Linked DNA regions of Mus musculus: regions 1 and 2 are each linked to region 3. A link is a contact called in ENCODE Hi-C or POLR2A ChIA-PET data. All regions are on one chromosome and are shown on one strand. The core of a region is the stretch at or near the end of the contact, and the rest is flanking DNA. Distances in the headings are between cores, read along the strand shown.

What was found. Hi-C counts contacts between places; a loop is a spot of excess contacts on that map. ChIA-PET counts read pairs that join two places held with the same protein, here RNA polymerase II (POLR2A).
Region 1: a loop to region 3 is called in a map of v-Abl transformed pro-B cells, with 4 times the contacts of the local background. The contact joins the promoter of Tspan4 here to the promoter of Tollip in region 3. A Hi-C loop is called at or near these places in 4 of 37 maps with a recorded cell type or tissue (T-helper 17 cell, mature B cell and v-Abl transformed pro-B cells). POLR2A ChIA-PET finds 5 or more read pairs at or near these places in 2 of 5 experiments (both embryonic stem cell).
Region 2: a loop to region 3 is called in a map of left cerebral cortex, with 2.1 times the contacts of the local background. The contact joins the promoter of Chid1 here to the promoter of Tollip in region 3. A Hi-C loop is called at or near these places in 1 of 37 maps with a recorded cell type or tissue (left cerebral cortex). POLR2A ChIA-PET finds 5 or more read pairs at or near these places in 2 of 5 experiments (Patski and embryonic stem cell).

What each region holds. Positions count from the first base shown.
Region 1 is chr7:141,473,835-141,476,575 of GRCm38, forward strand. Tspan4 (tetraspanin 4) reads left to right here and starts at 1,402. Exons shown (of 8, transcript NM_053082.3): 1 at 1,402-1,663. It overlaps Polr2l (polymerase (RNA) II (DNA directed) polypeptide L), which reads right to left and starts at 1,319. Exons shown (of 2, transcript NM_025593.1): 1 at 1,194-1,319. The coding sequence starts at 1,288.
Region 2 is chr7:141,538,368-141,541,390 of GRCm38, forward strand. It overlaps Chid1 (chitinase domain containing 1), which reads right to left and starts at 1,461. Exons shown (of 13, transcript NM_001142681.2): 1 at 1,406-1,461.
Region 3 is chr7:141,900,928-141,903,884 of GRCm38, forward strand. It overlaps Tollip (toll interacting protein), which reads right to left and starts at 1,534. Exons shown (of 6, transcript NM_023764.4): 1 at 1,349-1,534. The coding sequence starts at 1,381.

The sequences.
Region 1 (2,741 bases), core at 152-2,651, 430 kb before region 3:
AACCAAACACACAAAACAGCCAGTGCTCTTAACAGTTGAGCCATCTAGCTGGGTGTGGTGGTGCACACCTTTAATCCCAAGCACTTGGGAGGTAGAGGCAGAGGCAGGTGAATTTCTGAGTTCGAGGCCGGCCTGAGCTACAAAGTGAGTTTCAGGACAGCCAGGGCTACACAGAGAAACCCTGTCTTGAAAAACAAAACAACAACAAAAAAAACAGTTGGGCCATCTCTCTAACCCCCTGTATCTCTGCGTTTGTCTCTTGTACCCAGGGTTATGGGCTTCCAGGGTTATTTGGGAAAGCTTAGGAGACCAATATCCCCTCATCAAGGAGTACAATTCCAGGCCCCACAGGTGGACTCTGACTAAACGCCATGAACTGGTTGTTGCTACCCCACAGGCTTTGAACTCACACTAGATTTAATTTCTCTGGGACCTAGACAGCTTGAGAGGTTCCTGCCCAAGTGAAAGAGGGTCCCAGAAGGCTAGCAGCTACTCATCAGAGCTGATCTAATAGCTGCTCATTAAGCCCCACTGACTTATGGCTTGTGCAGAGAAAGAGAACCCCTTGGTGTTGACATGGTGGCCAGAGGTCTATTTTGGGGGACAGTCATAGTAGTGAGCACAAGACGATGCCCACAAAGCCTGTCCTGCATTTTAAAGGGCCCACGAGGTTCGAAGTACATAAGGGGTAGGTCGGAAAGCAGATAGAGGATAGAGAGTAGGTCGACAGGGAAGAGACTTGAGGTGTCACCCACGGGAAGGATGCTTAGAAGTTTCCCAAAGGCCAGCAACTTGAAGAAAACCACCTTCCAAACTTCTGAGAGCCTGGGCGTGATATTGCACGCCTTTAATCCCAACATCCAGGAGACAGGCAGGATTTCGAAGTGTTTCAGACCAGACTGCTTTACATAGAGAATTCAGGTCAGCCACCGAAATCCTGCCTCGAAAACAAACTAAAGACTCACTCTTCTGGGAATACATCACAGGTCTGGGCTGGAGGACATCCAGTCTTCTCACTAGACCCCACAACCCCTGCCCTGCCAATTCTCCATAGGAAATCTTATCTACCCCCGGCCCAGGACACCTCAATTTCACTCCCGGTCCGCCGCAGAACCCTCCCCATTGCCCCTCGACTTCATGCCCCCAGTCCAGCCTTCCCGTCCTGTCCCATCCCCCGCGGCCCGCCGTCTCACCCCTCCGTGTACTCGGCCTGCAGCAGACCCAGGTAGGCTTCCCATTTGTTGCCGACGATCTTCCCGCAGGTGAAGCAGCGCACCGGGATGATCATGGCGGCGTCTGGCGTGCAGGCTGCCGGCAGTAGCTTTTCAAGGCCCGCCCCAGGCGCGCCCATAGCGCGGGGCTCATTACGCCCTAGCTCCGCCCCGTAAGATCCAGAGCCCCGCCCCGCATCTCCCTGAATCCCGCCGCAGCCCTGCCCCGGCTCCCATGATTACCCTGAAGCGGCGGTGTTCCTTGCTCGTGCCCACCCGGGGCTCCGAGAGCCTCCGAGCCCGCGGCAGCATCCCGGTCCCCCCCCTCCCGCTGTGGTGGTAGATCCCGGCGCTACGGCGTCCGAGCAAGGCCGAAAGGTCCGCGGCCGGCGGTTCGCGTTTCTCGTGTTGCCTTGACTGACAGCTGCTCCGCCGTGCGGCGGCGCGCACAGGTACGGCGGTTCTAGCGGGCTGGGGTCCCGCTGGCCGGATCGCAAGCCGACTGGAGCCAAGAGGTGGTTAACAAGTGGTGGTGGCGCAGCCGGAGAGCGGGCTGCCGACTGTCCACGGCCAAGGCGGTCTTCCCGCCTCCTGGCCCGGACTCCAAGGGGTCTCGGTCTGGAGCCCTTACCCGAGGTGCCCAGGCAGAGTCCGGGCCTTGGAGTTTGGGGCGTCCTTCTCTTCGGCCGCTGCAGAACCGTCGGCGGTACGGTGTCCCGAGCCCCGACGGCGGCCTCCCGCGCTCAGTACAGTCCTCTCCTCTGAGAAGGGTCTTTTCCTGGGGAGAGGAGCAGGGCGGTGGTCCGGGAAGGCGTCATGGAGGAGGCACCCTATGAACAGACCTTCTAACCTCTTTTTCCCGGGATATTTGGCTCAGACGCGGAGATTGCGTGCGAGACTGCTAGTGGCCACAGGTCTGCCTCACCTGGACGTGACTTAAGGACTTAAGGGAATGGGCAAGGAGCTGGTTTCTGGGGAGTGTATCACCTTGGCCGCCTTCTTGTGTGTTGGGAGCTACCCTTAGGAAAACGAGGCAGCTTGCAGTGAGAAGCTGGAGAAGTTCGATAGAGCTTGGGAAGTTTGAGATCTGGTTACAGTGAAGGCTCTGGGGGGTCCTAGACATTTTCCAGGTGCCTCTGGGAAACAAACGATGGAGGGGAGGTCGGGAGGGGTCTCCTGGGTCTTGAGTGTGGCTGGTCGGAGCCACTGGCCAGCTTGGTGGTTGTGCCCCCGATGTCACCCTGGACAGCCTCCCTGGCAGCTTTTGCCATCCCCCATGGAGCCACGTGCAGAGCCACGAGCTAGGCGACTTCCCGGTCCTGTCCCCTCCCCCCAACATCCTGCCCTGGCCAGAGGGGGCAGTGGGGGCCTGTGAGTCACTGTGGCCTGGGATCAGGCTCAAGATCTGGACTGAAGACTGCTGGTGGCCAGAGGTGAGGGTGGCAGGGGAGTGGGATAGGAGATGGTCTGTAGGGTCTGCCCTAGGGGATGGGGTGGAGGCCAAAGGCTTGGAGGAGGGGCTCTCAGTTC
Region 2 (3,023 bases), core at 211-2,710, 360 kb before region 3:
TTCTCTCCACAGACCAGGACTCAGGCAGGCATAAATGTTATTCCCATTTACAGATAAGGAAACCAACACAGGGGGCAGCCCACCAAGCCATGGGGCACGTGGCTACCATCCCATCCCAACTATACAATGCAATGCAAACAGGACTGTGATAAGATGGCTCAAGTTATAGTTCTGTCACCAGCACACTGTCTCTGGGCCTCCCTGGGCTCCAGTCTAGAGATCTGTGGAAAGTTCTTTGGAAATTTTCCATCACAGAGTGTTCAAGATTTGAGGCTGCGCTGAGGGTAAGGCCTCATGTACCTAGCAAACTTGAAGGAACCCATACAACTTGCTGTATACCCTCCTACCTGAGGCTGGGCCCTCCACATAGAGCTCATTCTCTATGCCCGACAGCCACTCTGGCCTTGCTAACTCGTTTGCACACTCATGTCATCGTTCGTTCATTTGTGGCTCCACAAGCTATGCACACTAACTCACATATCTGAAATCTCTGACTTCGTTATCTTACATCCTGGTTCATGTTTATACTCCTTTATACACCACTCACCCATGTTTCTTCATATCCAGCTACACTGGCACATACATAAACTTAACACATTCACTACTGTGCTGTTCACACGTGCTTCCTGCGGCTTCTTTTGCCCCACCCCCAAACTCTTTTTTGGAGACAGGGTCTTGCTATGTGGCCCTGGCTGACCTGAAACTCACTCTATAGACCAGGGTGGCCTCGGACTCACAGAGATCCATCTGCCAGCCTTTGCCTCCCGGGTGCTAGGATTAAAGCCATCGCTACGGGCTCTCTTGATTTTATGCAACGGCCTGTGCTCGCTCATATTCTCAGATTACTGTTGGCTCGAAAGCTTCCTCACAGTCACACACTTGGCGCTCACACTTCTACTAAAGAACAATGTCACACTCTCTCCCATACCTGCTCTCACCCTAACACTCTCTCACCCTTGCTCATACTCATCCCCACTCGCTTTCTCACCCCTAATAAAGTCCATGTTCTCACATCTCCCCTCACCCATTCGGGCCCTCACACCCGCTCGCTCTCTCACATACGCCCTTACTCTCAGGCTGACACACCTGCTTTCTGACACCTACTCACCCTCACATCTGTTTCTTCCACCAGCTCACCCTCACATCTGCTTATTCCGCACGAGCTCCCACTCACCCTCACATCTGTTTCTTCTCACACTGACACGATCGCTCTCCCCCTCAAACCCTCTCATCCTCACTCACTTCCTCGCCCTCACATTCATAGCTCCCATATTGCTCTCATCCGTGCCCTCTCCTTCCCGCTCACACTCTGCCCGTTCTGTCCGGGGAGAGCCTCGCTGCCCGACGTTCCCGCATTGTGACGCGGAAGATGAAGCAGTCCCATTGCCGCCACAGCCGGGCTCACCTTCATGTCAGGAGACCGGCCAGACCCATCAAGCACGGCCGGAAGACGATTTAATCAACCGGAAGTCCCGCCCACTGGCCTCCACAAGCTCCCGCTGCGCCACGCCAGCTTCCTAGATGCCTTGCGCACGGCACGCTGGGATGGGGCGGGACCGAGATGGCTGGAGGGCGGAGTTAGAGGTGGAGCCTCGTAGCGACCGGCGAGCTGGAGAAGGGCTGAGAGTGGATCGGGACCGTCAGTTGGATGAAGACAGAGCTGAGTGTGCGGAACGTGTACTTCGTAGCCGTAGGTGCTGTTTCCGCTCCTGCAGCCAGTCCCTCTATTGATCAAGGGCCTGTCGTACAGCAGAATAGTGGGGTCAGATCCCGAAATCCTCCCAGAGAAGTTGGTGGTGATGTTGAACATCCCCTCTCCGGGATTGATGGCTGGCTGCCTCAGCACTGTGCTGAAGTCTACATTACGTCCACTTATGTGACCACCAAGGCCTTTAGGGTCTTGGGAACCCATCCCTGTCAAGTATGGGGGACGTGGGTCACTATGCGCATAGTCAGTTCCGTAGTCTCCCAGATGTGTCAGGACAGACTGTGCGCCAAGTCTTTGAACCTCCACATTATCCCAGTTGCCACATTTCTGTCACTATCTATAGGTTTGCAGTGCCCACTACACTGTCTCCAGTAGAGACACTGCTCCAGGCAATATAACATCCTTCTCCAGATGGCCTAGCACAGCGAACATTCTATCTGCCTAAATCCCAGAGCTGTCTTGGTCCTCGTTTTTGGTCTTGCAAATTGTAGGAGCTAGAACCCACAGAGGCAGACACCACGCTCCCCACCCCCATCTCAGCTTTAGCAAGAGGAGCCCAGACACTTCTTCGAGTGGGTTGAAAGCACACGTGACCAGCATTTTTATTTTTCATCAAGCTGACTAGTCCCCACCCCCATCCCTTGCTGTTCCCAGCAGTTTCCTGCAGAAACCACATTTGGCCTGTCCACACCCAGTTAAACCCTCTGGCCCACTCCACTATGGTCTGTTCCAGGATTTGCAGTGCGGCTGTTTCCCCATTCCTGCTGCTGCAGAGGTTTCTCACTGAGCTGAGCTTCGTGTTCTTCCTTCCGAATCACGTTTCCTCCTTTCTCTTCCCCATATTTTCTGCCAGCTGTCCCCCAAGCCTTTCTACAGGGGCGGGGCTGGGTGTGTATGCTAAGGCATGCTGTGCATCACCATCTGCTTTCCTGGCATCCAGCTCAGCACCCTACTAGGAACAAATGCCCAGAACAGTGATTCCAAGTGGGCAGAACTCTGGAGAGGTGGATGTCCTGAGAATTGTTCAGTCCAAGCAATACTAAAGAGACCATCATTCTTTTAAACCAGCGAAGGCATTTGGATCTGACTGATGTAAGAGGTCTTTGAGCTAAAGACTTGGCAAAGTCCACTAAGGATTCCACTCCCAGTCTGTGTTGCAGACTCTTAAGAACAGAAAGGAGAGAAAAACAGAACTCAAGACCAGCCCCTTTCAGGGTTCCATTAGACAGATGCTCAGGAGCCTGTTGAGCTGTACCCACAAAGTCTGCCCTGCCCTCACCTGCACAGCCTGACAAAGGGTGCCCCAGATCTCTGG
Region 3 (2,957 bases), core at 284-2,783:
TCTCCTTGGCCATGTGTCCACTTGGCAGGGGATATGAAAAGGGCAAAGCTCTGTCTCCCTTTCTCCTCTGGCAGCCACCATCAATCTTCTATAGTTTGCTGAGACACCGTGAGGATGAAGAAGGGTTGATGAACATGAAAGTAACTCCAACATTGGAAATCTCCATCCAAGTTTGACAGTGGCTCAGGAGATCTGGCTTCAAAGCCCTCCTAAAAAGCATCTAACAAGCCTGAGGCTTTCTTCAAAGTCAGGAAATCAGTAATCTATCCCAAGGAGTTACCTGTTACACACACACACACACACACACACACACACACACACACGCACACACACACACACAATCAACACCAAGCTGTCAGGGTGAAAAAACTCTGGGAAACCACAGGCTTTGCAGGCACACTCAATATTAACTTCAGGGGAAAAGGCACTGAGGTGCTGATCAGAACAATGTTCTACTCCACACAGCCACAGTTGGCTAACAACATCCCACCCACACCAGTCTCAGGGAGCTACTGGGAGGCCATACACACTAGGGGAGGTGAGACAGGTAGTATAATAGAACCCAAGACAATCCTGAAGAGACAACCCTGTTGGGTCTTCCAAGTTCTCTGCTCCCCTCTCCTCGTTTATAAATGAAGAAATTGAGGCTTGAAAAGGTAGCCACTAACTAAGCTCAAGAGGTAGTACCCTATTTTCTATAGATGTTAGGGAGAAGAGGAAACTGTCACAAGTAAGGACAGACTACAAAGTGGGATCTTTCACCATTTCTGAAACCAAGGAGACCAGGTTATCTCTCTCCTTTGGGGGACCAAAGGTGTCCGACTCCACTCCTCTGAGAGACGGGGAACCAAGGCACCTCTCAGTTTGGGAAATTAATGTAGTCAGTACCACTCTCAATCTGGGAGACCAAGAGTCAGGGCTTGTGTCCATCTGGGAGACCAAGCAGGTGATAGATCTGAGAACGTAAGGGGTTCAGGGCCCTTTCTATCTGAGGAACTAAGGGAAGTCGGGGTCCCACTCCATCTGGGGACCAATGGGGTAAGGTTTCTTCTGTGTAGAGGAACCCTATTCAGGGCCTCCACCCAGGAGGACCACGGGAGTCAGGATCCCTCTCCATGAAGGAGGCCAGGAGCTTCAGGGCCCGTGGGCATCTGGGGAACCATCAAATTCTGCCTTCCTCCACCCCAGATGTCCGATAGACGAGAGTCGCTGCTCCGGGTGGGTACCCGAAGGTAGGACCCGCGAAGCCCCGGGACGGAAGAGCAACCCGCGAGGGGCCCCGTAAAAGACTGAGGAGTCCGACCCCAGGCTCCACTGCCCCAGCCAGGCTCTGGCCCAGAGCACTCACCGGCCCGCGCTGCGTGCTGACGGTGGTCGCCATGGTGCTGCGGCGGCCCTCTGCCTCGCCAACTGCACAGAGACCCGCCGGGAGAGCTCTTCCGCTCCCACCACAAGCTGCGTCGCCGACCGTTGTCCCGCGAGGCAATCGGCTCTTCAGTCAGCTGACAGTCGCCCCGCCCCGCCCCACCCCGGCGTTCCCAAAGCACAGAGCTTGGCAATAGCTGGCCCCGCCCCTTCCGGCTAATCCGCGCACGCGTGTTCCGACCTCAGGGGGAAATGGGTCTCCCGTACACGCCTGCGCAGTGGCTCCCTTCGGGCGCTCAGCAGCCCGTTAAAATGGCTGTCAGACTGTTTGCGCATGCCTAAACCTGAACACTCTCCTGCGGGCAGAAGCCTGCTCACCCAGTCGCATACACCTAGAACAGGGACGCACATCTCAATTCGGTCGAGTTGCCACAGCGTCTAGTCACCTAACTGGAGATAGCTGTGATACCACCGCTTGCAGGTGCGTGATCCGCTTGGAGAAAACTGAGGTTTGGCTGCCTGAGCGAAAAAAAAAACAGATGGCAGTAGAACCAGCTACCCTCAAGCTCTTGAATTACCTCAAAATTCTGTGGGAGGGAGAACATTTATATTTAAATTTTAAAAGAAGAAACCAAGCTGAAGGAGAGACAAGAGTGGGACGGAAAACTTCCACCAGCCTTGGATTTGCTAAATGAATGGAGAGATGAAGATCTGTCCCTAGGAAACCCGGGCCACCCACTCTTGCCTTTTCAGAGCACTCTCTTCAGAAGAATACTTGGCCAGATAGAACCAGGGTAGTTCCTATAAGGAGTTTACCCTATGGTGGTCACCAGTCTGTAGGTCCCCTTTTACTTGTGCGGCAATAGACTTGGTACTGTCTAGGAGTACCAAGAACATTTCCTCACTCACACCATGTTCTCTTGTGTTCCTTTCATCTTTAAGATTACATCTTCCAACTCTAGTGACAGTCTCTACCTTGGCATAACATGGGACTGCATCTGGGCTCTGTTCCTGGACACTGATCTATATCCAGTTCTCACCGGTCTCTAGCTCCTGTTGCCCAAACTGTCATCTCTATGCTGATAAAGCTAAGACACAAAAGACTATCCATTGTGGCAGACAGAGTTTTAAAGAGACCCCTGATCTCTCCTGGTGTCCACATCCCTGCTCAATCCTTTCTTCTTGGTTATAGACAAAACCTGTGACTTGTGTCTAAACATGCAGCAGACAACCTGTTGTATAAAATTATATCTGGATAGCACAATAGGATCCCCTTGTGACTAAGACCACACATATGGCCTCTGATGAATCCCAAATCCTTCAGTACTAAGCAGTTTAAAAAAGACACACACCACCACCAACAACACCAAGGGGGAATTGTTCCCAAGAAAAAACTTTATCTCATAAAATGCTTCAGTACGTTCCTGAAATCAGTTCAAGCCCTGGCACAGTCTGTCAGAGCAGAACCACAGCATTTGTTCTTCCTTGACTTAAAGCTCTCTCATGGTGGGGATCACGTGGCTGGACATAATCTTACTTGTTTCTACTAGATTTGCAGCAGATAGAAACTCTGGTATAGGTGGACTATGATA